Linked DNA regions of Homo sapiens: regions 1, 2, 3 and 5 are each linked to region 4. Evidence: chromatin loops called from intact Hi-C (ENCODE). Cell type or tissue: endothelial cell of umbilical vein. All regions are shown on one strand. Links, peaks and the distances in the headings refer to the core of each region. The heading gives the core; the rest is flanking DNA.

Region 1 (6,332 bases), core at 759-5,758, 510 kb before region 4:
CTCTAAAGTTGTTATTGTTCCCTTCCATATTCTATTTGTTAGGAGCATGTCACTAAGTCCATGCCACACTCAATGGGAGGCAAATTAAGTTCCACTTCCTAGATGGAATAATATCAAATAATTTTGGATATAAGTTAAAATGAATACAGGAATTATTAAAGATTTGAGGGAAATATGTTGAAATTATACAAATATCTTGTTTCTCCTTAAAATTTTGCTGACTGTTTTTAGCATGCCTTAGTGGATCTTGCCTGCAGCATCAGTTACTACGGGGTTCTAACGGTGATTTTTGATGCCTCATCCTTCCTACATTTATTATTTGACCCCTTCTATTTAAAAGATATGCCCCTTCTCCCCTACTTATATATTCAGAAAATATATTTATTCATTTATAAATGATAGCTCTTTATTTACAAATATTCCATTCCTTGAGTTACAATCTATTGCTGTTATTATTTAGTATGTTGTTGGAATAGATCCAGCTTTGCATAGTGGGAGCTCATTCAACTTGTCTTCTGTGTCCTTTTGACATCACTCCTTTCTTCCCCTCCCCTTATTTCCTGGCTGTACAAGATGTTAAACGCTCATCTCATATTTTTCATTGTGCCAGCCCTAAAATAAGCCATCTCATCTCATTGTTTTTATTAGAGAACAATATTTATTTATTTATTTATTTTTGAGACAGGATCTTGCTCTGTCTCCCAGGCTGGAGTGCAGTGGCACCATCACAGCTCACTGCAACCTCCGCCTCCAAGGTTCAAGCAATTCTACTGCCTCAGGCTCCCGAGTACCTGGGACTACAGGCGCCGGCCACCATGCACGGCTAATTTTTTGTATTTTTAGTAGGGGCAGGATTTCACCATGTTGCCCAGGCTTGTCTCAAACTCCTGACCTCAAGTGATCTGCCTGCCTCGGCCTCCCAAAGTGTTGAGATTACAGGCGTGAGCCACTGCGCCCGGCCAGATAATGCTATTTAGAAATGAAAGTAAAATGACATTGCTCCCACTCTTACAGCTAAAAAATAATTATGCAAATAGCAATGTTTCTGGAACCTATTAGGTAAGTTAGGTCACAGGGCAAACAACTAACACCAACTATCTAGAGAGAGACAGGGTCTGCAGGCAAAAACAGGACCCACGTGTTTGCTTACCTAGGATAGATGCCACTGAAGAAACTAGAAGTTATTTTTAACTAAATCATATTTGTATTATTATTGTCATTAGAAACATGTTATTCTATAAAGAACTAAATGTTAAACATATAATCACAAGATTGGCCTTGTGTATATGTTTTGAAAACCTTCACAAATCATAATTTGAGCTAAAAAAAAACTTGTACCTCAAAGCCTAAAGTATTTTATTTTCCCCTTGGTTAATCAGCCTACACTAGTTTGGTTTTAGAAAACGTGCTTCACTTTTGGGGTCTAAATTTCCTTCTTGGCAAACTGAACTTGAGTTACCAAAATTGCCTTCCAGATTGAAGAATATAGGTTCTATTCATTCTCAGCATACTTTGCACCTACAGTCAGAGAGGCTGGATGTGATCCTCAAGGTGATAAACACACAATCTAAATTAAACAGCCACAGGAAATACATTCTGAAGAAGACTGAAATAAAGCCATATTCTTTGCAAACAAAGCCCATAATCAGTAATCAGGAATTTTGCATTATGGAGGAGATTTAACATGGGATTTATAAGGTTGGGAAGAGGTGGGAATTAGCTACTACGAGAGGTTTCTGAAAAAACAACAACAACAACAAAAAAAACAGAAATTGATTGAGAATAGTTCCTATCACGGCGTAAGGAGTAGACCACAGCAGTATAAATTCTTAAACATTTGGTTCATGCTCTCTATTAACACAATGTAAATAACACAAATTTTGATCATATTTTTATTATTACAGTGTTCATATTTATCATGCTTGTATTGATTATTGCCTATTGATTATTGTCTTGTACTGATTATTGCCTTTATTGCCTTGTATTGATTATTGTCTTATACTGATTATTGCCTTTATCTTATCTAGCCCTTAGAGTCTAACATTTGTTAAAAGTTTAATGATATAATTTCCTTAACTTTTTAAGAATGTTTAAAAAGTAAGTTCAAAGATAAAAATATTTCATATATATATATATATATATATATATATATATATTTTTTTTTTTTTTTTTTTTTTTTTGAGACGAGTCTCGCTCTGTCGCCCAGGCTGGAGTGCAGTGGCGGGATCTCTGCTCACTGCAAGCTCTGCCTCCTGGGTTAACGCCATTCTCCTGCCTCAGCCTCCCCAGCAGCTGAGACTACAGGCGACCGCCACTAAGCCCGGCTATTTTTTTTGTATTTTTAGTAGGGACGGGTTTTCACCGTGTTAGCCAGGATGGTCTCGATTTCCTGACCTCGTGATCCGTCGGTCTCGGTCTCCCAAAGTGCTGGGAGTACAGGCGTGAGCCACCGCGCCCGGCCGGCAATATTTCTGATTTTTAAAAAGTTCTTATGTATAACTCATGATATATTTACCTTTCTCTTTGCTCAAATATAACTTTTGGTATTAAAAAGTATTATGTACTTTTTAAACTATTAAATTAGCCCCAAGGAGTACAATAAGATCTTTCAAAATAATTTATAAAATGAAAACATTTCTGAATTTTAAATAATAAAAAGCGTATTCTTAAAATTACAGTAAAATTAAATAGAAAAAGACCATGGTTTATAAGTATAACATATGTTAGACTAATCATAAGAAACTATGTATTTAGCTTAAGCCTACCTTTGATTAGAGTGGAAAACTATTTTAAATTTAACCACAAGATGGTGCTGTCACAAAGCAATTTCAAAGATAAACCAATAATATAGTCTGCATTATTTGTACTTGGATTTCTTTCTAAGTCAAGCCTTTAAATTTTAAAATTCTCATTAGTAAGTGTCTTCTTCCAATTGTTCTTGTATTTCGAGATGTGTTTCAGGTCTGAGTTTTGGAATTTTTTCCCTCCCACCTGTTGTTGATTGACTACCCCTCAAAGGAGATCAATTAAATCTATTTTGTTGAAAACTGTATGAGATGTTGGCACAATTATCTTTCAAAAATAAGAAATAATATAATTCTATTTGTATTTTTGATTGTCATTTATTATTATTTTTTAATTTAACAGAAGAGATATTTCCTTCTCCTCTACCCACAGGGTCAGTTAGCATAACAGTCGCAGAGCAAGCATTCAGGAGAATAACAAGCTCAATAACAAGCTGAAAGAACATTTTCATTAATTTGGTCATTCCTTCTCTTGCCTCACCATCTGGGTCTCCATTTGCTGAAAGAGATGTCTAGCTTGCAGAGGCAGCAAACAATTAAGGACCTTTCCAAAAAACGCAGAAATTGAGATGAATTCTTAAGAAAGTGTTGTTCCCAGATGACTTGACATCCCTCACACTGCATTCTGTTGTCTGTGTCAAAAGAGCAAGAATATTTATTTAGTATTACTATATTATGAAGCTCAAACAATCCAGATTGTAATGCTGCAGCTTATCTGGAATCTAAGGATAATATTTGAAGGTCCTAGAGACCCTCAATGTGTCATTTAGAGGACAGCAATTTGAGGATTTGTTGAAGCAGATAATAAATTGTACTAGAAATTGCAGAGGATAATGGCCCAAAGATAAGAGATGAGACATTTCTATGCACTGTAAAGATTACTTTATTGCAACTTTAGAGAGAATACTGAAATTTCTCAGAGTGTTTATGAAAAATGATTCCTGCTGTATTTGTTAGCAGAGAGTATTATCAGGAGACTTCTAGACAAGGGGTGGGCAAACTTTTTATTGCACCTACTCTCCTATTGTAGGGAAAGCAGACATAGACAGTAGGTAAGTAAATGAGCATGACTGTTTTCACTAAAGTGTAGTTACAAAACTAGGCAGAATTAAATACCTGGGAATAAATTAAACAAAAGAAGTGCAAGGCTTGTACACTGAAAACTACAAAACATTGTTGAAAGAAATTAAAGAAGACCTAAATAAAAATGGAAAGCTATCCCTGGTCCATGGATTAGAAAACTTAATATTGTTAAGATGGCAGTACTCCCCAAAATAATCTATAGATTCAGTGCAATCCCTATCAATAGCCCAGCTGCTTTATTTTCAATAATAGACAAGCTAATTCTAAAATGTATGTGGAAATGTGAAGGACCAGAACAGCCAAAACATTTTTGAAAAGGAAGTTGGAGCACTCACAGTTCCCAATTTAAAACTTAATACAAAGCTACAGAATCAAGAGAGTGTGCTATTGATGTAAATACAGACATATCCAGTCCCTGGGAAGATAAAACTGAGCAAAACGGTCACTATTTCTAGAATTTAGAGAATATTTACATCTTTAATTCCAGATTAACATGAGAAAAATTCATTCCTTTACATAGATGATGATCACCAATGATGTACCAAGCACTTTGTGAAGCAGAGAGCTTAAAAAGGCAAAGTTTCTACTCTTAAAGAGTTCACAGTCTCTTGGGAAAAAGAGACGAAATTCAAGCTAACAAATTCATGATTTCAATGTATGAATTCTCTTTTAAAAGTATTATAGTTCAATAACCCTGACAATCTCCCAGGACAAACTACCTAGAAATGTTAGCTCAAGTATCACACACACACATGCATACATACACACACACACATACACACACACAAGACACACAACACAAATTATATTATTGTATTTCAGAAGAGAGTAGAATGGAAAACATTTTCCCGTATTTGGATTCAAATATTCCTGACATTTAAAGTTCAGTGAAACTTTGTATTTCAATGAAAAAGTAGTTTTAAAAATTAAGTTCATTTAATTTACATAATCTTGATTGAAACACTTATTCTTACACTTTGTTCAATTATAAAATTAGATTTTGATTAAATAATATTTAATCTAAAAAATGTTGCATTTATCTTCATTGTCTCATTGTATCATTTTCTCATTTATCATTTATCTCTTTACTGATTTAACAGATACCAAGCAACAACTGTGGGCCAATCACTGCTGCAGGTTCTGAGGACAAAATGTTAAATAAACATAACAAACATACAAACATAATATCTGCTATCGGGAAGTTTTAAAGTAACAGCATAAACAGATATTAACCAAATTCAATTAATACACAATTACACCTGAGACACAGGCTCTAACTGAAAGATACGTGTTGCTATGGAAAGTTACCCTTGACGATAAATAATGTCTTTGGGAAATGCCTTACGTATTTTTACACCTCATGCTTTGTATTTCCAACCTTTACTCAAACTGATACATCTTATACATTGCAACTAGATGAATTTTCTCATCAAACAGAAGTTTGGTAAGGTCAATCTTCTGTTCATTTTTAACTTCCTCCTAACCCCAAAAGAGAAGGAGTTCCCGTTAATATATTATAAATCTCCGTCAGTTGGACCCCAACCCATCTCTACTCCCATGTCTCTTATTATCTCTCATTCATGTTTATTTTTTCTTCAACAAGTGAGGATGTTTCATTTGCCATATAGGCTGTGGAGTTTAGTAGCCAATATATGACTTTGTTCATAATATTTTACTGACTTGAACATTCTTACAATTCATAGGTACAGATTTTAGTAAGTTTCTCAGACCATCTCAGGGTTAAAAAATGTTTGCACATCAGGCATATTTGGTGACTGCTGTTAATTAATGGATTGATTTTCTCTCACTCCTCTTGCATAGTAGATGTTGAAACTGATCTCCTGCATACAAAATCTAACAAACAACACTTTACTCAGCACATATATAAATTTAGAATATAAAAATTGACCGTTTTTCCAAAATAATAATATTTATTGAGTGCCTATTAAATGTACTAACATATATAAATCTCACAACGACCATATGAACTATAAGGCTTTAGGCCCATATCATGATGAAGAAACAGAAAAATCAAGTTAAATAACTTGCACATAAATAGCAACTTGGGGGCCAAAATATAAACCCAGGCAGCCTGATTTCAGAGCCCACACTCTTAATCACTTTACCATAATGCCAACTCAGTCCCATAAGTCAAAATCAAAATAAAATATAACTGTGGCACCTGCAAAGAAATGCAGTTAATTCTTACTCAGAAAAATCCTGTTAGAAAATACTTTTACTAATGGGAGAATTCAACTTTCTACACTGGAAATAGGTTTCTCCTTTTTTGCTTCCTAGCTGTTTCTTTGGACACATTTCTTAATTTATGTAGGGCTCAGTTTCTGTGTGTGAAAGATAGATAACAAAACCTACCTCATATGAGCATTCAGAGCCTTAACTAATAGAATAGATGTGAAAGTGTCAATTTAAAATGTCAATACTTTT
Region 2 (6,332 bases), core at 532-5,531, 340 kb before region 4:
TTACATTAACACTGCAAGGTCGGTTATTTTCTGCAGCATTTTATAGATGAGAAAAACTGAATCTTAATGAGGTTAGGAAGGTCACAAAGTTAGTGACTGTCAGCTGGAGCCTCTAGGATATACATTGTGCCAGATAAAGTTTGCTGCTGTATAGTCCAAGGTCAGTGGCTTTTCCCTTCTGCCACATGGAAGTGATAATTATACTGCTAGTAATATTAATAGCTAATATTTATTAAGTAATTAAAAATGACCAGGTATGTGCTAAGTAAGGCATTGCATGTTTCTAAATCTTTAATAATATTGTGATTAATATATTGAGATGTAGAGAAGAAAAGTAATTTGCCTAAGATCATACTAAAAATAGGCAACTTAACACAGACACGCATCTAGGCTCTCTCCTTTGAATTTTGAACTCAAATTAGAAGGCAAAATAATTAACCTCAATATATGCTTTACTACAATATGAAAGTATGAAAGTGGAGTGAACATGGATGATGAGAAAGTTGAGATTGTTTCATTTACCTCTGTAATTTGGTAGCTCACGTATTTTCTTCAGGCTTCTGCAAAACTCATACAACTTAAAAAATGGTCTTTTGGATATTTAAAATTTCATATGATTTTAGGGAGAATTGTTCCAAGTGAAACAGATGCCTTGAATGACAGACGAGTTTGACTTTACTTATAGCATGGCTCTTTCTCTAGTCAGGATTGTTTACTCTTACCCAAAGACAACCATAATGGGGATTCATATCCCCATTAAATTAAATTCAATTAATTAAATTCAATGGGTACATTTAATTAATAAAAGACAGGAAAACAGTGAAAATGATGTCATGACTTTGCTCCTAACATGGGTAACTTACCTGTTCACAGCTGTGCAGTCTTTCAGTCCTAGCTATTCAGTATGTAAATGCAAATATTTGGTCACTGCTAGGCTTAATACCAATACGAGAACATGGGCTGCTTGTCAAAACTCATGACTACTAGTACACATGATTTTCAAGAATTTGCTACTGTTAAACTATCTGAGAAAATAGATATATCATTCAATTTGTTTTATGAGAAGCATTACTGATCTGGTGTTAAAAATTTAACTTTATGCAGTGCCAGTCATGCTCAATAAACATTTACTTTATGAAAAAAATGAATAAATGAACATAAAGTTGGTGTGTCTCATGTTCATTCCTCACAGAGTCAGTGTCAAATATTTTACCAATGTTTAGCACAAAGTAAGTGGCAAGGTTGGATGATTCAGCCACTTACCTGAAGAGTGTCTGCACGTTCACAATGGTTTTGGCATCTGCCATGTAGTCTTCCTCGGCACTCATGGTGCTCTCTTTATCCACAACCACCATATTAGCAGCAAAAGTCACTCCACACCTGAGTAAGTCATCTAGGCTTTGATAAAAATCAACAGAGAAAAACAAACATTAAATAAATCACAATGTTATAATCAGTGCTAAAGTCTAGCACTATCCCCTGTGCTTATATAAGTTGCCTTTAGAGGTGGCTTTTACAGAGTGTGCACAGGTAGCTATTAAAGGGAATTATGATACAATATTATCTACCAATATGAAATAATTTTTATTTTGGGTACTTTACATGTCATTAGATCTCAACTGTTTCAAAATATGTGTGTTAAAATATTTTCTTTAATAATTTTTATTAATTATATACATGAAATATGGAATACATCCATTTTGCAATAAAATAGAGCATATTAGAAATTTGTTTTTACAGTTAACATACTACTTCAAAGACACATTTACTTTTTTTTACTTCTAAAGTAATTTTGGTAAGAGAGGAATAAATAAGTGCTATGTTAATTTAGATGGTCAAGCTTAACGAAAAAATACAAAACTATGAAATGTTTATTTTTAAATGTTTATTATTCCTTTATGTAAGACCTATGTGCTATAGATTGGTTCTACACAACCAAGAGCATATAAAATATACAAATTCTGTTGTATGCAAGCCTACTGTTTAGCCAGCCTAAGTTTTTGAGCAAGTGATTGAATAACCCGATTTCTTTGGCTGGATGAAGTAATTGCTAAAGTAGGAAACACATACCTGTGAGCTAAAATAGAGTCAGTCTTCTTCCCTATCACTGACAAAAAAAAAAATCTTACCTATCATTCTCCCAATGAATTAAAAGAAAATGTTTATTTACCGTTAAAGCTGAAACAGGGAAACATTATTCTCATTGCCTCTGCTTCATGCAAACTAGAAAAGTAGAACTGAATTGGATAATGGAGACTAAACTTGAATGAGTACAAGAATGTTCTAGGTACAGAGTTGATTGAAGACAGATAAGAAAAGATAGGTTAATTGATTTCCGTATCTTCTGATTTATAATAGGATGTTTAAAGCTTAAAGAGCAGTAGTTTCTCTTAGGTTTTTAAATTGAAGAGTGAAGTCCCTGAGGATCTTTTCCAAGTGCATGATTGGTTGAGTTAGCCATGTCACGTTAGAGGGAATTATTTTCCTTTTATGGGAAGGCGGGAGGCAGGATTTCTTACTCTGTTATTAGGCGACAGGGTATTACCAAAGCCTTGAGTCCAAGATCCCCAGGAGTAGTCCAGAAAAAATATTTCGCTTGAATCAGGAACAATGGTCTGTGGCAGAGATTTTATGGCTAAAACTGTGGAAACAGAATGTTATTCCAAATAAATTTCCTATGATAAGAGGGGCCAGGACCATAACATCCAACCACTATGATGACCTTCAAGTTTAAATGCCTAGGGATACTTGGGTCTTTCTTTTATTCAGGAAATTTATCATAATTTTTCTTAATTTATTAAAGTACATTAAAAAAGAAAGAGTTAGATGGAAAATGAATGTGTTATGGCCCTTGTGGACCATCAAAATGACGCTTAAGTCATATGTCTTCACACCACCTTATCATAATTTTACATCACTTTCTCATATTTCAGCTTTCACAATCTTTTTTCTTCATTAATAAAACATCTCCATTATAATTACCTATATAGGAAAAGGAAAGGATAGGGCAGTCGAGGATAAGAGTGACTGGATAAGTATATATGCATAGAAGTGAAGATAGGAAAGATGAATAGTTAATCATCAATCATTCAATGACGTTGAAGTGAACATTTGACCAAAACTTCACTTTGAGAGTACCTGTGCTAAATAGCTGTTACCTATACCCACGTGTGTCGGTTAATTCCAGTCTCAAAAATACTGGCTGTTATAGTTTACTCATAACCTTGGCAAATTATCGTTACATATCAATTTAAATCTATATAGAAAGTAGATAAATTTGGAATAATATTTCTGAACCATGTGGAAGCTTTTTAATTATTTTCTGCTTTAAGATTATATTATTATTTTTCTATTTACTACTGCATTTATTTTTTTTTTTTAAGTAGGCTGCCAACTTATTCTTATAACTCCTCTCCATCATAATTTCTGCAAGGCCATTGCCTTATTTTTCCCTCAGCATGGCTGCTTTACACAGTGTGGCCAGCAGATGGGAGCACAAGAAAGTCAATCTAGATGGAAAACAAGTTATAGGGATAATTGGCAAAGCCTCCCTTTCTATCCCTCTCTAAGACCCCTTTTTGCAAGGACTAGAATGTGAAGTACGTAAGTGTAAAGAAGTGTTCATGAATGTGTTTTAATTCATTCAAAGAGGTATTTTTAAAGAAAGATTTCAAATACAAGCAAAAGAGGAGAATTGTTAGATGAACATAACTGTCCCCAGACCAACAATTATCAATTCGTAGCCAATTCTGTTTTATTTCTGTCCCTAGGAATTTGATCCTTTCAATTATTTATTCTCTCACCATAAATACTTGTACAGAGGAAGAATCCACTTCATAGTTTGCATCAGAAAAGGTATATGGGACGTTTATTCTTTAGCTTTTAGATATACTGTTTTTCTAATAAATTTTAACAGAACACTATTACCTCAAAAGATTTCAAAAAAGATGATTGGTTATAAAACATGTGTAGAATTTAAATAGTAATTTTAGTACATCTAACTACAGTTTATTTACTTGGTTAGTATTATCATAACTGATGAGGTAAATTATATTAACATAGAATGGAGGCTAATCATATTTTAGACTGTTTGACCTTTAATGTATCCACAGCACTAAATACTTTCAAAGTTGTAAAACTGTGTTTTCTTCAACATCTACAGGATAAAATGTAAGTGTTAAAGTTCTCAATTGGTAAATTTTAGCATTTTATTTTGAAGGCTCTGGCTGACATTTTTTAGAAGTGGAAAAGTAACATATATTATTTCAAGTATATTAGCGTTTTGATCTTTTATTTTTATATATATTTTTAATGTCACCATAATACATGTATAAGAATTTGTATTTAATTACTAATGTATTAAACACATATGACCTTTTCATTAACAAATATTTTAGAAATTATAAACTCTGACATGTGACCAAAGTAAACTCTAAAGGAATTGCTCCAATTTATAAATCTAAGTTAAAATGAGCATTTCTAAATTATTTCAAAGTTTCCAGAAGTTATCGTAACGCTATCAATGCATCACAATATTGCAACTTTAGTTTTCTCTACCACTATGTCAATAGTAATAATGTTGTTATAGATGACACAAAACTAAAACAGCATTAGAAACTGAGCAAAACTGACAAAATTGACATGCAGCAAGATTTGTTTTAATTCAACAATAGATTACTACTCAGAAAGTTTAATACAAGATGTATAACACGAGAACATAAGCTCTACATGCAAAATATATCATATTTGCAATACTGACACGGCAAATTACACTCATCATGCAGTAACAAGGCACAGCACATGACAAACCACAGGACACTACACTAGTTAGTGTGCCAAAGATTTTGTCACCTACTTGTCAATAGAGCCCACCATGTAGTAAACCATTGGAAACCAACAGATTGCATCCAGAAAATGCATATCTGGCCTAAGTAGTAGATGGGTTACAAAATGAAACACAATGTCACAACAGTGGCAGCACTTCTAGGGAAAGGAAGTAAGTTGACTTAGTTTGCATTTCCAAAACTCAACACTGCTGACAAAATTAATTTTCAGTGCTTTTTTTTCTTAACATTAACTAGAAAATGTCATTTGCACTTGTTATGAATCATAAAATGCCCTCAGAATTATAAAAACAAGTTGTATTTCAGCTTTCTAAATCAGAAACATTATCGCATAATTCTACAAAAATACAGAATTGATATTCTTAATTATGACCAAGAAATCTTATAAATAAATTTAAAAGTTATCCATGCACAGGAGGCCTTGTAAAATAAAAAAACTAATGCATTTTTTTAGATGATCTAAAGCAATGGGTACTAATGCCTCTTAGTGAGCAACTATTAAGCATGTCTATTAAGAACTACTTTCTCTAAGGGATATATGTATAATCACAACATGCCCTATATAATATGTCAGTATGTCAAATAAATATAGTATATATGCTCATGCAAAATATGTATTATATAAAATTATAGTGAAAGTAATGCATTTTTAAATTTATTGATATACTCTCTATATATTATTGAGGAAACATTTATGACTGAAGTCTTTACTTATATACATATTTGAGGAAAGAACCATAAACTGGAAAGCTTCCTTAGAAACTGCTTAATCTATTGTATTCATTTCACAAAGTTATTAATTCCTTCATGTATCTATTCACTCAGCATATATGTATCCAAACATTTTATTTAATAGACATTTTAACACATTCAGGTATATGCAAAAGAATATCCTGTTAACTTGTAAGAAATAAAGAGTTTTAAAAATTATGTACAAAATCATACAATTCTATTATATATTTTAATCTGTAAAAACAAACAATATGTTATATTTAGGAGGCAGAATTGAGGAACATTTCACAGAGCTGATATTTAATTTGAATGTTAAAGGATTAGTAGGAGTTTGTTCAGCATATGAGGAGGAGAAGAAAATTCTAGGCCAAGAAAACTGGTACCTACAAGCCTCCCTGGCTAGATGAACTTTTTGTTCTCTCCCTGACTTATTTCTCTCCTGTTGGTCATCCTTCTAGCTCTTTACACTCTGAAGAAAAAGAATGCTTAATACAGCAAAACATTTAAAGAAAAAAAAAAAAACTTGTAAAGAATACCATTATTTTAATTTTGATTAAATTTCTCCTATCATTAATTTTCTTTGTAGTCATTAAAATGACCCAATAGTATTACATCTTACGAATGTACCACAATTCATTCTTAAAATCTTCAGTTACTTATTTTGTAAGTTATTTTCACTTTTTTCTGTGAAATACTGCAGTTATCAGTTCTTTGCAGTACCTTGCTATCGTATTTAACACTGGTATTCACATCTTC
Region 3 (6,332 bases), core at 619-5,618, 100 kb before region 4:
AATGTCCACTTTCTCCACTGTTATTCACCATTGTAATGGAAGCACTAGCTACAGCAATCAGAAAGGAGAAAGAAATAAAGGGCATCCAAATTGGAAAGGAAGAAATCACATTATCCTTATTTGCAGATGATACTTATATTTAGAATAATATTACATTTGGAATAACCTAAAAGACTACACAGAAAACTATTAGAACTGTTAAGCAAATTCAGTAAAGTCGCAGGATACAAAATCAACATACAAAAATCAGTAGCATTTCTATATGCCAACAGTTAAAAATCTAAAAAAGAAATCAAAAAGCAATTCCATTTACAATAGTCACAAATATAATTCAATACATAGGAATTAATGTAACCAAAGAAGTGAAAGATGTCTATAATAAAAACTATAAAATACTAATGTAAGAAATTAAAGAGGACACGAAAATAATGAAAAAATTTTCCATGTTCACAGGTTGGAAGAATCAATATTGTTAAAATGTCCATACGACCCAAAGCAATCTACTTATTCAATGCCATCCCAATTAAAATACCAATGACATTCTTCACAGAAATAAAAAAATATATAAAATTTATATGGAATCACAAAACACCCAGATAGCAAAGGTTATCCTAAGCAAAAATAACAAACCTGAAAGAATCACATGACCTGATTCAAATTATACTGCAAAGCTGTAGTAACCAAAACAGCATGGTAGGTACTGGCATAAAAACAGACACACAGACCAATGGAAAACAATAAAGAACCCAAAAACAAATCCACATCCCTATGGTGATCTCATTTTTGACAAATGTGTCAAAACTATTCATTGGGGAAAGGACAGTCTCTTCTATAAATAGTGCTGGGAAAACTGGATATCCATATGCACAATATTGAAATTTGACCCCTATATCTCACCTTATACAAAAATCAAATCAAAATGAATTAAAGACTTAAATCTAAGACCTCAAGCTGTGAAACTACTACAAGAAAACACTGGGGAAACTCTCCAGAACATTGATCTGGGCAAAAATTTCTTGAGTAATAACCCACAAGCACAGGCAACCAAGCAAAAACGACAAATAAGATCACATCAAGTTAAAAACCTTCTGCTCTGCAAAAGAAGCAGTCAACAAAGTGAAGACACAACACACAGAATGGGAGAAAGTATTTCCAAATACCCATTTCACAAGAGATTAATAACCAAAATATAAAGAGGTCAAACAACTCTATAGGAAAACCATCTAATAATTCAATTAAAATTGGGTGAAAGATTTGAATACACGTTTTTCAAAAGAAAACATACGAATGGCAAACAGGTATATGAGAAGGAACTCAACATCATTGATCATCCGAAAAATGCAAATCAAAACTGTAATGAGATAACCTCTCACCCGAGTTAAAATGGCTTTTTTCCAAAAGTCAGCAATAACAAATGCTAGTGAGGATGTGAAGAATTGTTGGTGGGAATATAAATTAGCTCAACCAGTATAGAAAACAGTTTGGTAGTTCATCAGAAAACTAAAACTAGAGCAACCATACAGTCCAACAATCCCACTGCTGGGTATATACCCAAAAGAAAGGGAATCAGTATATTGGAGATATCTGCACTCTCTTGTTTGTTGCAGCACTGTTCACAATAGCCAAGATTTTGAAGCAACATAAGTGTCCGTCGACAGGTGAATGGGTAAAGAAAATGTGATACTTACACACAACAGAGTACTATTTAACCATAAAAAAGAATATGATTTTGTCATTTGCAACAACATGGATGGAACTGGAGGTCATTATGTTAAGTGAAATAAGCCAGGCACTGAAAGACAAACATTGCATGCTCTTATTTATTTGTGGGACCTGACAATCAAAGCAATTGAACTCATGGAGAAAAAGAATGGAAGGATGGTTACTGGATGCTGAGGTGAGGGGTATTGGGAGAGGAGGGTGGAAGTAGGGATGATTAATAAATACAAAAAATATAGAGTTAGGAAAAATGAATAAGACTTAGTATTTGACAGCACAAGAGGGGGTCTATAGTCAATAATAATTTAATCATATATTTTATAATCACAGTATAATTGAATTGTTCAGAACAAAAAGAATAAATGCTTGAGGGTATAGATACCCTATTTTCCATGATGTGATTATTATGCATCATGTACCTGTACGAAAATATCTCATATACCCCTGAAATATATACACCTACCATGTACCCGCAAAAGTTAGAAATTTGTTTTAATAAAACGTTCCTTGTTTTAGAATGACATAAAGGGATGGTACAAAATTCAACTTTTCTAGAATTCTCATAGTATTTGGATTTTTATCATAATTTTGAATGAGGATTTAAAAATCATAGCAAATGCCATCATATCATTTCTTGAGGAATCTAATGGTCTCAGTGAACACTGTAGCTTAGTCTTAATTAATAGTCAAGATGTCATTTTTCATGGCCCCTGCAAATATTCTCCTCATACAAAGTTCATGACTCAACAAGATCTCGTGTAGAAAAAAAAAATGGTGGGCTGACAATAGAATAATAGTCTGGCCCATCATGTACACAAGGTTTATTAATTAATAGCAATGTTATTCTATTTTACTTACCACTGAGCATCTAATCTCATCAAAGTGATAAGTATGCAAAAATAAAAGTATAGGATTATTAAAGAGGGTAAATTAAAAAAAACTTCAATTTTTTGAAGACTTGTTTGTGAATAAGCTCATGTAATTTCCATGATCAAGTAGGTCAATAAGCCAACTTTTCAGTTATTTACATCTTTTAAATTAAAAAGAAATTTACTATTTTAAGGTGCGTCTTTTGTTCCAAATGAAATCAAACTTCCTTATCAAAGAATGCCTTTCAGAAATACTAAGAAAAAGCAATGAGATCTCATTGTCCTTATGTAGCAAAATGTGAGAAGTTGCACAACCTGACAGAGAATGTTCTGTAATATTTTATCTCACTGTTGTCATCAAAATGTTACAAATTAGCATCATGCCAAAGTGGATGAGGTACACTTTCCAGAAAGCACTTTTTAATTGTAAGCCGATATTAAGATAGAGTGAATTATTGATTCTTATTACTAATTAGAAAATGACACAATATAATGAAACAAAAAAAATCTTCAGTAGAGGCAGCTTATACACTGTTGCAAAAATTGTGCATGTAACTCTCAAATGTCACATGAAAATATGCACATTCAAATCATAAATGGAAAGTAGAATCAAATAATTAAATCTAGAAAAATCTACATCATTAATAAGGTCATAAAGTAAGGATATATCTGACAATTTTATAATAATTTGAAAATCTAAAATAACGTGTGTGTGTGTGTGTGTGTGTGGTTTTTTGTTTCTTTTGTTGTTTTTGTTAATTTGGGGGGTGTTTTTTACTTGTTTTTGTTTTGGCTTGCAGCATTTGCAGGAAAATGGGAGGAATAATATTTTCACAACCAGTGCAACAAGGCAATTATTATGTAATTTACAAGAATGTCTAGTGTCTTCCGAAACCTGGCCAGTAATTTGCCAGGAAAACGAAACAAAAAGCAAATAGGCTGTGAGCTTAGGGTAAGAAGACAAAATGCTGACTTAAATAAGTTTATGACTCATCACTTATCCTTGCCTTTTCTAAGTGTTTTCCTGAAGGGATTCTATTTATTACTCTTTTTATAAAGTTGACACATCTTTTCTCAGAGTTAAAATATTTCTTATTGTTTTGCAGAAATGTAGTAAACCTGAAAAATACACATTAAATCAAATGTGTGAGCTTTTGAATTTTTATTATGTATAAAAATTTGATTATAAATCTTTAATTACATCACACAAGTTTATATAAACTTTTAAGAAAAGGTGTAATATCTTTGTAAACAAGTAATATCTTAATAAAACAAGTAATAGCATAAGAGGCACATTGATTTGAAATACAAATGAGGTATGCATAAGAAAGTCACACCTAAATTTGTTTTAAAAGGTATGTAAACAGTAGCTGTTTTACTTGGAAACAAAAAAAAAAATCACTGAATATAGTCCTATGTTGATCTCATTTAAAGCACAGCTTTTTAAGATCACTTGAAAACAACAGATCTTTTCCACAAGTGTTTCACATGTAATCTATTTACTTCAATAGAAGTCACAGTAAATAAATGGAATGCTCTTTCTCTTATTAATTTATATTTTTATTTTATTGCATATTTTATGCATAACCTGGCAGTAATTTAAAAAATAAAAAACACCATATTTCCCATGTTACAATGGGATACGTGGTATTTTATGCCTGCACAGAAACTCATCCCATGAATACATATATTTCATTAATTAATAGGCCATTCCTCCAATTTTGAATATTTCGATTGTTTCCAGTTTTATGCTGTTATAAATGAACTATGAATGTCATTTCAGATACGTTCTTAGGGTAGATTCCCAGAAGTGGAGTTACTTGGTCAAAGAGTAGAACATTTCAATGCTCTTGATAAATATTGACAAATCTTTTTGCAAAGGGTTGCACAAATTTACCTTCCCATTAGCAAAGTAAGAAAGTTTCTATTTTAGCAAAGTAAGAAAGTTTCTATTTTACTATATCCTCTTTCACACTAAACAGCTTAATTGTAAAAAGCACAACTAAATATGGCATTTCATTTTAATGTGCATTTCTCTGTTTTTTAGTGATGTAATCTTTCTGTGGTTAGAATATATTTCGATTGCATCTTTTCTTGATTTTCTAATTAGTTCTTTGCAAAATATTCTCTGAATTTTTTTATAATACAACAATCAATCCATTGTTGAATTTTCCCAGTGTATTATCCATCTTTTAATTTTCTATGTGTATGTATGTGTGTGCATACAGGACACGTTAAATAAGACATTTCATTCTTTTTCTTAGAAAGACTGCTTCTTCAGTCTTATTTGTAATCTTAGGAAGGTTTTCTCCATTCAGATGTTATTTGATAAATATTCTAAATATTCGATTAATTATTTTTCTTTTTAAATAATTTAATTTGCCGTATGTGATTCTTTTACATTCATTCATCTAAAAAGTTGAGTAAAATGCTTGCTTTGCATCCAGAGGAACTGCACTAAACTTGGCATAAAGCAATAGTGAACAAAACCTGATGCAGCCCCTGTGCTTGTGTAGCTTAAAATTTGCTGCAGGAGACAGCCCTTAATAAAAGGAATGTTATGCAAAAGACGACAAAACCTAAATTAGGTAAAGGGAACGGTGAAGCAGAAAAATAATCTTTCACTCAAACAATGTGGTATTAAAGAAATTAAAATGATTTTGGTGTTGTAAGGACAAATGCAAATTAAAAACAAGATGATTAATTTTCCATGTTGAAAATATGGAGACTTCTCTCTCCTCCTTTTTCTTAATTTACTTTTTAAAAATTAGAATTGTGAAGTACATCGTCTTCTCTTTGAAATGTATATAAGTCCTTTGGAAAGCTAAGTAGGCTTTTTGTCAGCTTTATGATCCATTAATATCTTTCTTAAGAACCTGAATGCCATCTCTTTGAAATATAAAGAACAAAAGGGGTAACATCCCTACCTATCTCACTCTCTGTGGGAAAACAGGAGCCTAACTTTAGTGGGCACCTTGTTCCAAGTGGCAAAATGACTTCCTGTAATAATGATATGATGTTTTTTCTTCCCCCCTCTGGATAAAAACAATTAGTCATCACACACGGTCACCCCAACTACCAGGTAAAGCTACTTGTGACAAATGGTGCTGCCTTGTCCTCTTCCTTGAGGACTGGTTATTGTGTATCTTTAAAACATTTATATAAAGTCCCGTACCTAGTTGGCTTCAGAATTTCCTTCCATCTTTGTAGTACCTTAATAGATTGCCTGTGATGTGTATCACATTCCAGTTTAATACTTATTCAGCAATGAAGGTTTCCTTTTTCTACTGCCTTTGTGGTGAGAATTTCTAGGTAGGAAGATTTTGTTTTTCCATGTGAAAAGAGGGGAAATATGCTTAGTTTTGTATTATAAAATAATATTTTAAGTGACCTAATGATGAATTACATATTTCAAAATTACTAAAAGAGTAGTTTTGAAATGTTCTTATAATTAAAAATGTATAGGCCATAATAGATATATTAATTAGCTTGATTTAATCATTCCACGACTTATACATATATCAGGGCATCACATTATATCCCATAAATATATATTATTACTATCTGTCAGTTAAGTTTAAAGAGAAAAAATGGTCAAAGTTTTAGGAAAAAAAAGATCTCTCTAACTGTAAAGGAGAAAAGAGATTAGAGGAATGGACTAGTCTTTCCTAACTAATAAAGGGTTCAGGTGAGAAATGGTAGGAATTTAGAATAGGGTGGGAGTGATAAAGAAGAGAAGTATAT
Region 4 (6,332 bases), core at 639-5,638:
ACTATAGATCAGTGAGAAGATAAGAAAGAAATTTAATGCAAAATACCTATTTTTGCTATTTCTGTTTTGTTCATTTGCTTTATTTTTTTCCAAATTGATTTTGTAACTTTGCTTTATAATATATTCTGATACCTACTAAGTTTAGAAGTAGGCTATTTAAAAAATAATATCTACTGTTTTTTATGCACAAAATAATTTTAGAAAAATAGAATAATTGAACAAAGAGACCAACTTTAGTCTACCAAAACAATCTAGCACAAATTTGATTAAGGATTTCCCAAATATATAATTTTATCATGATTTATTTCATTTGAATAAAAACACTTTTCAACTAACAGTTAAAAGATATATTGACATTGAAAATAAGTAATTAGTTCTATGTTTGTATGTCAATAATAAGTAATTAGCTTGGTGTTTGTATGTCAATAATGCCCCCTTAAAATTTGAAAGTGAAAAAATTAGGTAAATTAAGATTATTAAAATATTAAGTAATATTGATTTTTAGCTTTGACCAAAATTATATAACTATTTTCCTCAAATTATAGTAAAAACATTCCTACTCTTTACCAGTAGTTAAACGTATTCACACTCTTAATTCATGGGCTAAAAAAAAACTTGATTTTGTTTAGTATTATTCTTACTTTTTTGAGACAGGGAATCACTTTGTCACCCAGGCTGCAGCGTACTGGTGCAATCATGGCTCACTGCAGCCTCGACCTCCTGGGCTCAAGCAGTCCTCCCACCTAAGCATCCCAAGTAGCAGGGATTACAGCCACCTTGCTCAGGTAATTTTTTTTTTTTTTTTTTTTTTGAGATGGAGTCTTGCTCTGTCGCCCAGGCTGGAGTGCAGTGTCGCTATCTCGGCTCACTGCAAGCTCCGCCTCCCGGGTTCACGCCATTCTCCTGCCTCAGCCTCCCGAGTAGCTGGGACTACAGGCACCCACCACCAAGCCCGGCTATTTTTTTGTATTTGTAGTAGAGACGGAGTTTCACCGTGTTAGTGTTAGTCAGGATGGTCTGGATCTCCTGACCTCGTGATCTGGTGATCTGCCGGCCTTGGCCTCCCAAAGTGCTGGGATTACAGGCATGAGCCACCGCGCCCGGCCTGCTCAGGTAATTTTTAAAATTTTTTGTAGAGACAGGGTTTCACCACGTTGCCCAGGCTGGTCTTGAACTCCTGGGGTCTATTGATCCTCTTGACTTGGCATGTCAAAGTGCTGGGATTATAAGCATGACCCACTGCATCCAGACTAAAACTAATTTTAAATTGTAAAATAAAGCCAAATGAATTAAAGCTTCACCAATGTAGTGTTTTGTAAACAAAATTAACTGGCAATTAAATGACTTGTAAACGTAAGATGAAGTATTCATTGTTTAAACTCAAATACTTAGATATGATGGCTTAGTCTACTCATTAATCTAGAATGAGAAAAATGAGATGGCTATTTCTTTTAGTTTTAAGATAAATCACATCTCAAAAAAATGTTTCTGTGCCTTTCAATTTGTATGCATCCTATTTAATAAGCCCGTTGTACATACATGCTGAGAGTTTGACTACTTGGGCCAAAATAACCGTTTGTTGTCTACTTGAAGGTGGTTCAACTGAGCTTGAACATTCGATTGTTAGTCAATTCAGGCAAATAAAAGTTATGTCACAAGATATACCTAATTATTATTAGAACTCAGTGCAGTGAATCATTACCTTAAATACTTTTGCTATGGCATGAGTTGATAATGATGTAGGACAGCAAGCCCCCAAATTGGGTCTTAGCCTGGGAAGGTTCTTGGTTTTGTCCAGTAAAGAATTCAAGGGTGAGCCTGTGGTGTTAAACAGCAATTTTTGTTGAAGTGGCAGTGTATAGCAGCCTCAGAGGCACCTCTCCTTGCTAAGCAGGGCTACCCATAGGCAGTGTGCCCACAGTAGCAGCTCAGAGGCAGTTCTGCACTCATATTTATATGCACTTTTAATTATATGGAAATTAAGAGGTAGTTAATGCTGAAATTGCCAGGAGGAGGATGGTAACTTCCGGTTGTTGGGTCATTGCTGTGGAAAGGGCCTGTAACTTCTGGGTGTTGCCATGGTAATGGTAAACTGTCATAGCACACTGGTCTGTGTGTCTTACAGGGAGGGGCTTCCACTCAGACCTGTTTTGGATAATCCTCAATTTGGTCCAGTGTCCAAGTCCCATCTCCTATCTCAATAATACTCAATACAATAATGGTTAGAACAAAAGCAGACAGGAAAGTGTATCTGAAGTGAGAAGACCTAGACATTAATGAAAATTCTTCCACGAACTATGAAAAACATTGTTCTTCAATTGTGGGGAGCTTACATTTTGATGTGGGGAGATAGATAGAAAACCTAATGAACAAAAATAGTTATAGCATTGTGAAAAATTTTGTGAAGGAGGTAAAGTAGGGCCTAAGAGAAAATAGAGATGGGGATGGTAGTATGTAGAGACATTAGGTGGGCTTGGTCTTGGGGACTAGAATGAGTGGATCACTTTGAGGACAGAACATTTGAGTAGAGGCCTGAAAGATGAGACAAAGCCAGTCATCAGAAATCTGTCGTAAAATTATTCTAAGAGGAGGAAATAACCCGTGTAAAGGATCTAAGGAAAAAATAAGTTTGAAATGCTCAACAAAATATAAACAAATAAATCAGCGTGACTTTGCACAGTAAATACATGGGAGATTTAACATGATGAGATCCGAGAAAGTGGCAAGAGCCAGATAAGGGGTTCCCAAACCAAGGAAAGGAGTTAGCAATGCTGGATAAGTAAAAAGTGAAGTCATAGAAGAATTTTAATCACAGGAATGACATGACCAGATTTGCAAGAATCACTTGTCACTCTGTGAATAGACTGAAGTAACAGGAGAGTAGAGGACTGGAGGCTAGTTAGCAGGCAAGTTTCATGACCAAAGTGACAGATGATGATCTGAACTAAGATTTTGAAGATGGTAGTAGGAGCAAGGGAAAATAGAACAGGGGCGGTCATATCTTTTTCTTACAAGCAGAATCAAAAGATGCCATTTAACACTGATGGAAAAAGCACCAGAATTTTAAGTACTATTTGAAGAGAAAAGGTAATCAATATGATAATTCTTTATATATAGTAAACATATTCACAGAGTAAATATTGTGAGAAGTTGGTAGGAAGATTTTGTGGAAGAGATGTATCCTTGTTTTCTACATCTGGTTGTTAAAAGCAATGAACTATATTTGGAAATCAAGAATTAGGGGCACAAACGTATCACCTGGAAATATAATAATAACCAGAAGGGAAAGCATTTACTTCTCACTAGGAAGTGAGCGGGCTAAACTTTTTTTGTGTTAATGGATTACTTTACTTATTTATTTTTTCCAATAACCTGAACATCATCAAATGGATCTAAATTTTGAAAGTGAAAAACAAACATATCAGCTTGTAATTAATCAGTTTTCCTTTTGTGCGGAAGGGGCCGGGGATTGTGTTGTTATGATAGAGTATTAGCACCATCTAGTGGAGTAGAATATGTTTACTTAAATTATAAACATCGAAATAGTGCAATGTGGAATCACATATTATATGAGTTCACTAATACAAATTTGCAAAAAGGTCAAGGGAAAATTAGTGCCCATAAAAACTTTCACATTATTTTGTAAAATATAATTTTATATGGTGTTTTCTTTCTTATGAAATATTGCAAAATGTTTTCATATGGATTTGTTCCACCATGTTAATGGGCACTTCTAAAACTTTTTTCTTTGGGCTGCTACAACAAAATATTATTAACTGCCTAGCTTATAAACAACAGGAATGTATTTCTTACACTTCTGAATGCTAGAAAGTCTAACAGCAAGATAGTACCAGCAGATTCAGTGTTTGGTGAGGTCTGCTCTCTGGTTCATAGACAGTGCCTTTTGGCTGTGTCCTCCAATGATGAAAGGGACAAGGCAGCTCTGTGGTGCCTCTTCTATAAAGGCACACATCCCAAATCATGACAGCTCCACCTTCACGACCTAATCACTTCCCAGTGTCCCCACCTCCTAATACTATCACATTGGTAATTAGGTTTAAACATATAAATTGGGGGTTGTGGGGAGGTTGCATGTATTCAGAGCATAGCATATGCCTTCTTAACTTACTAAAGTCTAATAATAATTTATCACTCAGGATTCAATGCGGGAAGCTTAAGTAGAAGTAGAAGATTACCTATCTATCAGTCAATTAATTGATTGACATACCAATCTCCTATCTACCTACTTAAAAAGAGGTTTTGTTTTGTTTGTTTTGTTTTGTTTTGTTTTTTAAATAAATTGCCTCAAGGAATTGTGAGCATGAGATAAGCAAGTCTGAAATCCACAGGGCAGGTAGTCAGAAAAGGAAGATTACAGACAGGATGGAACTCACAGGAAAGGAAGCTGCTTTCCACAGAATTCCCTCTCTTTTTCAGAGGAGCCTCAGCCCTATGTTTCAGACCTTTCAAATGATTTGATCTGGCCTATCTAGATTACCTAGAATGATCAGCTTGTTTAAAGTCAACTGATTGGGAGTGTATCTGGCAACATATTTTCTCACCAACATTTAGATTAGTTTGACTCAATAACTGGGAATGCTGACTTAAGCAAGATGACTTATTAAGAAAACTGTCACAGCTCATTAATACCTTTCTGTTTTTCTGGACACTGTGAAGAACTTAAAAGACATTAATTTTATTAATCCTTCTCACAGTTTACCTACTATTGTCATGTGTTTTATGTATATGGGTGTATACACATACATGTTTGTATTTAAAACCATGTAAGGTAATATTTTTATTATTTTATAGTCAGTATTCATTTATATTTACTTGAACATTTACCATTTTCTTTGTTTTTCATTTCTTCTTTCATCCTAAGACCTTATATTTAGGATCAGTTTCAGTTTTCTGAAATATATCTTTTTTCTCTCCTTAATGTGTATTTATAGTGGCAAATTCTCTCAAATTTTATTAATCAGCCCGGGCACGGTGGCTCACTCCTGCAATCCCAGCATTTTGGGAGGCTAAGGTGAGTGGATTGCTTGAGCCCAGGAGTTTGAGACCAGCCTGGGCAAAACGGCAAAACCTCGTCTCTACAAAAAATACAAAAATTAGCTGAGAGAGGTAGTTTGTGACTGTAGTCACAGCTACTTGGGGGGCTGAGGCAGGGGACCACTTGAGCCCAGGGGGTCAGGGTCGCAGCGAGCTAAAATCACACCACTGCACTCCAGCCTGGGCAATAGAGATCTTGTCAAAAAATAAAATAAAATAAATTTTATGAATCAAAACTTTATTCTCAAAAAATTATTTCTGTATATAGAATTCTATATAGATAGTTATTTCTTCCTGAAAATGGAAGTGATTAATACCTGGTGGCGTCTGCTATTGCTATTGAGAAGTCTTTGTAAATCTAACCATTACTGCTTTTAAATTAATATTTTTCTCTAACAAGGTTAAGATATTTTCTCTTTGGTTTTCTGCATATTCCTTATGATGCATATAGGTGTGTTTTTTTACTGCTTGGAATTTTTTAATTCTTGGATATATTAATTGGTATGTTCCATTCATTTTTTAAAATTCTCTTCCAACATTGCTCTGGCTTTTCTATCCTCATTGACTCTTAGCTCATCTTGTGTATTTTCCACACATGTGTGTCTCCATGTTGCATCCTGTATTATTTCTTTTGACCTGCCCTCCTGTCCACGAATTCTTTTTACAACTGTGTTATCTGCTATTAAGCTGTCCATTGATGATTAAAATGGGTTTTTTCATTTTTAGAAATTATATTTGGTTCTTTTTAAAATCTGCTACTACTTTGTTATAATTTCTTTCCTCAGATATCATTAGTCAAACTTTTCTCTTACATTTAAACAACAGAATTAGTATTGTTGATTATAGTCTGTATATATTTATTCCAATATCAAATATCTATTTTGTTCCTTATGAAGTTTATGGTAACTAGGTGCTTTTTCTCCCGTATAATGTCTTTGACATTTGTAATAATAATTTGGTGCTTAAGAAAAAAATCTTCCTCATATTAAAGTTACAACTTATCTTTTCTGGGTGGCTAGAAGAACTTTCAGTGTGAGACTACCTTAAGCCAAATTTGTGCTTTAAAATTCCTTGGTGCTCTAAGCAATTCAAAGCTGGGTTCCTGTAAGAAGAGTGTGGTTTACTTCCAGTTCTCCCTTATCCTGTGGGTGAATTCATTTAGGTTTCCAACTTTGAATTTTGTTGCTTTAGCCTAATAAGGCTATCAAAAAGCAAGCTTGTGTCTTCCCCAAATGGTGAATGCCCACAGTGCAGAAAAAAATTGGCTGCCTGTTTTC
Region 5 (6,332 bases), core at 472-5,471, 310 kb before region 4:
TATTCAGAGATTCAACTTCTTCCTGGTTTAGTCTTGGGAGAGTGTATGTGTCAAGGAATTTATCCATTTCTTCTAGATTTTCTAGTTTATTTGCACAGAGGTGTTTGTAGTATTCTCTGATGGTAGTTTGTATTTCTGTGGGATCAGTGGTGATATTCCCTTTATCACTTTTTATTGCATCTATTTGATTCTTCTCTCTTTTTTTCTTTATTAGTCTTGTTAGTGGTCTATCAATTTTGTTGATCCTTTCAAAAAACCAGCTCCTGGATTCATTAATTTTTTGAAGGGTTTTTTGTGCCTCTATTTCTGTCAGTTCTGCTCTGATTTTAGTTATTTCTTGCCTTCTGCTAGCTTTTGAATGTGTTTGCTCTTGCTTTTCTAGTTCTTTTAATTGTGATGTTAGGGTGTCAATTTTGGATCTTTCCTGCTTTCTCTTGTGGGCATTTAGTGCTATAAATTTCCCTCTACACACTGCTTTGAATGTGTCCCATAGATTCTGGTATGTTGTGTCTTCTCATTGGTTTCAAAGAACATCTTTATTTCTGCCTTCATTTCTTTATGTACCCAGTAGTCATTCAGGAGCAGGTTGTTCAGTTTCCATGTAGTTGAGCGGTTTTGAGTGAGTCTCTTAATCCTGAGTTCTAGTTTGATTGCACTGTGGTCTTTTTAAACTATCGGTTGTGCTTCAGGAAACTCACGCGCAAGAGTATGGGCTGCTCCACAGCAGTCTCTACTCCCTTACTTGTCATCTCCCTGACTTGCCATCTCCTTCTCTTTTTCCCCTCATGGTCAAATAATCTCAGGAAACTACATAAGCAGATGTCTAACTGGCAAATGAGATATTAGTTCCTACTGCAGGCAGACATCCTATTTTCCATGAGTAATAAGTAATTTTTTTGGACCTCATCTCACTGGGCTGGGGGTGGATGCATAACCACTGTGCTCCTCTATCTGTCACCCTCTCCGATCATCTCTTTTTATAGAAGGGTAAGAAGATTAGCAAATAAAATACTTGAATCATTTTTGTCCTCAGTTTTGGATTATAATCACCAAACCTGGGGCAACATGAAGGTTCCTCTCAGCATAGTAACTATTGGTTAGAAAAAAACAAACCGCAAAAAAGCTGTTTGTTCCCTTCTGTTTATTGTTTCCAAGGTAAAGATATTATCTGTTCCATTAACTTTTGGATTGTGTGTAAATCAATTTGTACAATTTTTTAAAACACGAGTTGCATATTTCTCACTTAACAATGATTGCATTTTCAAGGCAAATGGGTATTTATTGGCAGAAAGAATTAACTCACATATTAGTCTACTATACTTCAAAATAATCAACCAAGTGGAATAAGGGCTGTTAGCTAATAAGTAGTTGGATCTGTTTTTTGCGGAAATGTATTTCAATACAGACCTCTGAATGCAGTAAAAGAACCTTATATAGTTTTGTTTTTAAGAGTTTCCCCACATCAGTTTTTCCAAAGGGAGAAATAAAGGATTTAATTGGAATTTCCTGTCCTAGATACAATATTTTGAAGTCTTAATATGTTGCATACTCTGTTCTTATTTCAGGATATGCTGTACTACCCTGTTCAGTAAAGTAGTCCCACTTTAATAAAATAGCACAAAATCTTATTATACTGATGACTTCCTACGTTTTTATGAACCTGTATGTTTTTGTGAAATTCATATTAATAGATGTTAGAAAGTAGAATTTATTTTTTTTAATTTTCATATTTTCTTTATGTATATAAGAATGCCATCACACTAGAGGTAAACTAAAGAAAAGCCTTGGTGTTATGAAGCACTGCCTTTAAAATTGTAAAATATAATCATTAGTGGGAGTCTACCTCTTTCACAGCATTGTTTTAAGCACCTCTACACTGTAATCCTTGGATTTAGTTTGCTAGTACATTTTGTTCTCTTTGATCCTAAATAATGTAGCTAAACAGATGATAAATAATTTACTTCAGATTCACCAAAATTGACACAGATTTTCATATTAGTTACTTTTATATATTTATATTTATTATCAAACTAAGTTATCTTTGCATCAATGGGAATAAAGAGCACCTTGTCACAAGATAACTTTAATATATAATTCATTCTCCACCATGTAGTAAAAGTGTTTACATATATATAACTACAGAAATTTTTGCATATACGTAACTGTAGAAATATTTTGACATTTTTGGGAAAGAATTTCATTCCAGTTTGTACTTAAATAAGATTAATGAGTTAAATATAAATTTCTTTATTGATATTCTATTTTGAAGAAGATAAGAAAATGTATTAATTCACTATATTGATTGCAAGGAGATTTTAAAGGTCTAAAATAAGTCACCAAAGGGTTTAAATCTAATTAAAATTAATGCACTTTATTTAATTCCATAATCTATGGAAATAATGTCCATTTGGTTGCAATCAGTTTGTTGTTTGTATACTTCCCAGGGTGTTTTTTTGCACTCATGAATTACATTATTTCACAATTATTGCAAACTTTATTTAAAAATTAAAATATTTAAATGGTATTACAATTTTGCTTTTACTATCAATGTTAGGAATCCACAGTTTAGCCACTGTAGGTCAAATAAATAATTCTGACAAATCGTAGCCAGTTTCATTGGAAAGGTAAATATAATTTACGGTACGGGGGTATGTGGGGTACACAGAAGCTTCCAAAACAGATGAGTTTACAAAATAAACAGCTAACACATAACTATGTATTATATGAACATTTATTCTTGTAAGTCTGCAGATAGAACTGACTGTACGGATGCAGAATATCTAGAAAGAAAAGTACTTGAGAACTCCAGATAGAAGTAATAAAAAAAAAAAGACACCTTGGTCTACTAGGAAGATGCTTATGAATTCCAATTCTTGAACAGCAGAACTGCCCCAACATTGTAGGTCACCAAGCATCAAATTAGAAATCTGAGTTCTAAGATTAAAAGTTGCAGACACAATATAAAGCATGGTAATCAATTTTCTACCACCAGGTGGAACCGGAAAGCTGTTTGCCATTTTCAGGATAAGAAAAATGGCCATCAAAAGTGGAGAGAATAGGAAAATGCTAAATAGTTTTCAAGCATTATTGACAGTGATCATAAACAATGAACACCATTTTGAAAGGCATCTACTTCAATGAGAAATAAAAAAAGGTGCCAAAGTTAGATTTTAAAAGTTGATTGTACATGAAAGTAGCTTAAATTCACTGCCCTTAACGTTGGTTTCTCCTTCAATAACTCTCAACGGGTTTTTTGAAGTGTTCATTTAATTCCTGTTACCACCACACACAAAAAATACCCTAAAATTGTGTTAAGACTTTTCATCTACTTTTTAAACTGTCAGGTGAAAAAATAAATTCACTTGTAATACTGGAGCTGCATTCTCAGCTCTTTAACTCCATTATTAAATAAGTTATATCTCACTGATTTTCAACTGTTCTACTTCAGCATTAATAAAATTTTATAGCTACATTGTACTTTCCCCTCTCTCACACAGATCACAGCCTGCTTGCTTAGTGAATACCATATGCTTCGCTTCTATTCAAGTGCTTCATGCCATTGTGCATTTATATTACATTGCTATATCTGTACCTTTAGTTTAAAACATTGTAGTGAATTTCCCAGGCAAGATATATTCCATAAATATTAATACTTAGACATGTAGGAACTTACAAAGCTCCTATTGCTGTTATTTACATTTTATCATTTGCCCTTTAAAATAATTATAACTAGGACATTTCTGCTGTCTCTCCATGTTGTCATTTGATTTCTTCTCAAGTAATTAATTCTTACCATAACTAAAAATAATCTTCATTAGTAAAATAAAACCATTAGGGGAAATTTGTAATACATTCCAAATACATATAAAAGCAATATTAAATTTCATCCTGCCCTGCACTTAGTCTGAGTAATTGTCTATTAATCAGACTATTGGTCTGATTTGTGATCACAATGTATTCAAGCTTATATTCCCCAAAGTCCTAACATGGTACCTTACATAGTATGGATGCATATGATGATTATTTATAAAATGACTAAATAAATGACCAAACCATAATAATGTTTTAACTCTTAATTAAATGCTATTTTCTCATTCATAGCTTAAATTTTGATCAAAAAAAATTAACAACACATGCTTCCAAATCCTGAGCTTACTTCAGAGAGTTTTAAGGTATCTCTTAATAATATGTTACCACATTTACTACCCTATTATTGTAGGTACTACCTATTGACCTCCTCCTGTAAGATATAACAGAAAAGAATTTTTTCACAGTGAATTTCCCCAGAGTTGCTTATATAATCATATTGCTATTTTTAATTTCTATTTTTCAATGTTCTGACTCTAGTGTCTACAGAGCAAATTTAGTAAAGTAAACACATAAGTCAGGCCAGATATAGGATATAAGGAGTGTTCAGACTTGTGGTGAATTGGTTGTTGGATGTCTACTGAACCGCAAATTCGAAGAAAACAATTCAAAAGGAAAAAAAAAATGCTGACACCATGTTGGCAGCCAAATAAAACTTATCTACTGGTAGAATTTGTTTCATATGCAATCTCTGATTTACTAGGTACTTTTTAACTTACCATACTTAAAATTATGTTTCACTAACTATAGACAGAGTCTTGATTTTCTATTTTGGAACCTGGGGATGATATTAGCTACCCTCTTCATTTCCATATCTTCTCATTTTTATTTCAATATTTATTTGTTAAATCTTGAACATCGTTGAAGTTGTAAATATTGGTGTTTTGTTTATTAGCTATAAGTCTATGACTTCAGATTTAAAGTAGAGAGCCTGTGAGCAGTGATTACATTATTATGCGGATTGCAATAGAGTTCATTGAGAGTCAAGTGGAGGGCTTCAATTATATGACCTTATCTGCAGTTCCCTGAGTTATCCAGAAAGAATGTTCAAATAATTTCTCTTTACTTACTGACTACTTATTGCTCTATATTATGACATGTTTTAATTTGCTTTATCATAAACTCTTTATTTCTTGGAGTTTATGGTTTTGTTTTCCAGCTGGGAGAAAAAACAGATGCATTCCATTTGATATGTTGTTTTTAATTTATTCCAATCCCTTGTGGAGACTGAGTGCCTGACTTTTCTAATTTGGACCCCTTTTCAGTGGTAAATTTTAGGAATCATTGGTTCTAGCTGTGGTGCAGACATGTGGCCTGGGTTCCAGCAGTCAGATACAAATATAGGTGTTTGTTTTGGAATTGAGCTAAGGGAGGAAACAGGCAGGGTGGGAGGCATCCATTTTGTTGCAATGGATGGCTAGTAGAGGTAGTATTGTTCTGGGGGCTTTTAGAGGCCAAAGCTCCTTTATCTGGTTAGTTGCTTGGTGTGGTAGTGGGAATTTTTTATGCAAGTTTAACATAGAGAGTAACTTTATTGCTTTCCCAATGACTCTGTGACTATATTCCTTTATATTTCTCTTTATACTTAAAACTAGGCAATGGGTAGTCTTGTCTAAAGTTTAAAAGCTCTAATCAATACTGAATTTCTTTTTCCTCTTTCCTTTTCAGAAAATTTTCTTCATCATTAGTGTTTTTATAATTTGGCAGTGCTAAGTATCTAAGAGTGGTTCTTTTTTATTTATTACGACTCACACTCAGGAGACCCTAACAATTTACAGGCTTGAGTCTCTCCTCTTCTCTTATAATTTCTAACTATCATTTTCTCTAACCTCTCTTGGTGGAGCTGCTACCAAAGCAAATATCATCTCTTCTGGATTGATCTCCTGTGCTTCTAGTCTTTTTGCTTGTATATTCCAACTCTGCATTTTTATCTAAAATCCTAAATATTTCTATGAGATTATCTTCCAAAACAATTTTTTTTTTTAAATTTCAGCAATCACTCTTTTAATTTCAACAGGTCTTTCCTCTCCATTTCTCCACCACAACTCCTGTTCTGTTTGAATCTTGCTGGGAATAATAATTATCATTATTTTATTTTGGATTTCTGTATTTATTTGTTATGACCCTTTTATCCCCTTAATACTGAAGACAAAATCAGCACCTCCAGAATCATGTTCAACAGAAATTTAAGTTAAATATTTAAGCCTGTGGAAAAACAAAATCCATAAGATTTTATTCCTTTGAATAATCATCACCACCCTTTATAATACTTCAAAATAGTCTTCTAAATTATTGTTTATACTACTCTACTTTTCAAATACATGCTTGAATCTCTTTTTAATGTACTTTGTTTTCACTTACTGAAACTCCTTGTTTTGAAAATATATATTTGACTCTCTTTTTAAATATTATAGTTTTGATTTTTTTAAACAAATCTATGTTTACTAATGAGTGTAAGTAACACC

The links. Hi-C counts contacts between places; a loop is a spot of excess contacts. Peaks named below come from ENCODE experiments on the same cell type or tissue, not always from the same donor. Only the 100,000 strongest peaks of a DNase experiment are listed, where the experiment ranks them.
Region 1: it touches region 4 in a loop (12-fold over the local background); 71 of 110 quality-filtered maps call a loop at or near these places.
Region 2: a loop joins it to region 4, with 14 times the contacts of the local background. A loop is called at or near these places in 34 of 110 quality-filtered maps.
Region 3: it touches region 4 in a loop (2.1-fold over the local background); 2 of 110 quality-filtered maps call a loop at or near these places.
Region 5: a loop joins it to region 4, with 11 times the contacts of the local background. A loop is called at or near these places in 49 of 110 quality-filtered maps.

The regions. Positions count from the first base shown.
Region 1 is chr1:196,145,773-196,152,104 of GRCh38, forward strand. No RefSeq gene overlaps it. Among named protein-coding and RNA genes, the nearest start is that of LINC01724, 60 kb to the left of the region's middle. In endothelial cell of umbilical vein, for the core only: a CTCF peak has its summit at 2,793 (motif pointing right); a DNase peak (open chromatin) is centred at 2,809.
Region 2 is chr1:196,314,629-196,320,960 of GRCh38, forward strand. KCNT2 (potassium sodium-activated channel subfamily T member 2) reads right to left here. Exons shown (of 28, transcript NM_198503.5): 20 at 4,856-4,927; 21 at 1,264-1,398. Among named protein-coding and RNA genes, the nearest start is that of LINC01724, 230 kb to the left of the region's middle. In endothelial cell of umbilical vein, for the core only: a CTCF peak has its summit at 3,488 (motif pointing right); a DNase peak (open chromatin) is centred at 3,513.
Region 3 is chr1:196,555,087-196,561,418 of GRCh38, forward strand. All of the region lies in intron 1 of KCNT2 (potassium sodium-activated channel subfamily T member 2), which reads right to left. Among named protein-coding and RNA genes, the nearest start is that of MIR4735, 24 kb to the right of the region's middle. In endothelial cell of umbilical vein, for the core only: no CTCF peak of the experiment used is centred there; a DNase peak (open chromatin) is centred at 3,485; H3K27ac peaks cover 281 bases.
Region 4 is chr1:196,657,619-196,663,950 of GRCh38, forward strand. All of the region lies in intron 1 of CFH (complement factor H), which reads left to right. Among named protein-coding and RNA genes, the nearest start is that of CFH, 8.7 kb to the left of the region's middle. In endothelial cell of umbilical vein, for the core only: no CTCF peak of the experiment used is centred there; a DNase peak (open chromatin) is centred at 3,333.
Region 5 is chr1:196,352,397-196,358,728 of GRCh38, forward strand. The region is part of intron 14 of KCNT2 (potassium sodium-activated channel subfamily T member 2); the gene reads right to left. It overlaps LOC124904597 (LINE-1 retrotransposable element ORF2 protein-like), which reads right to left. Exons shown (of 2, transcript XR_007067045.1): 2 at 1-6,332. Among named protein-coding and RNA genes, the nearest start is that of MIR4735, 230 kb to the right of the region's middle. In endothelial cell of umbilical vein, for the core only: a CTCF peak has its summit at 3,029 (motif pointing right); a DNase peak (open chromatin) is centred at 3,025.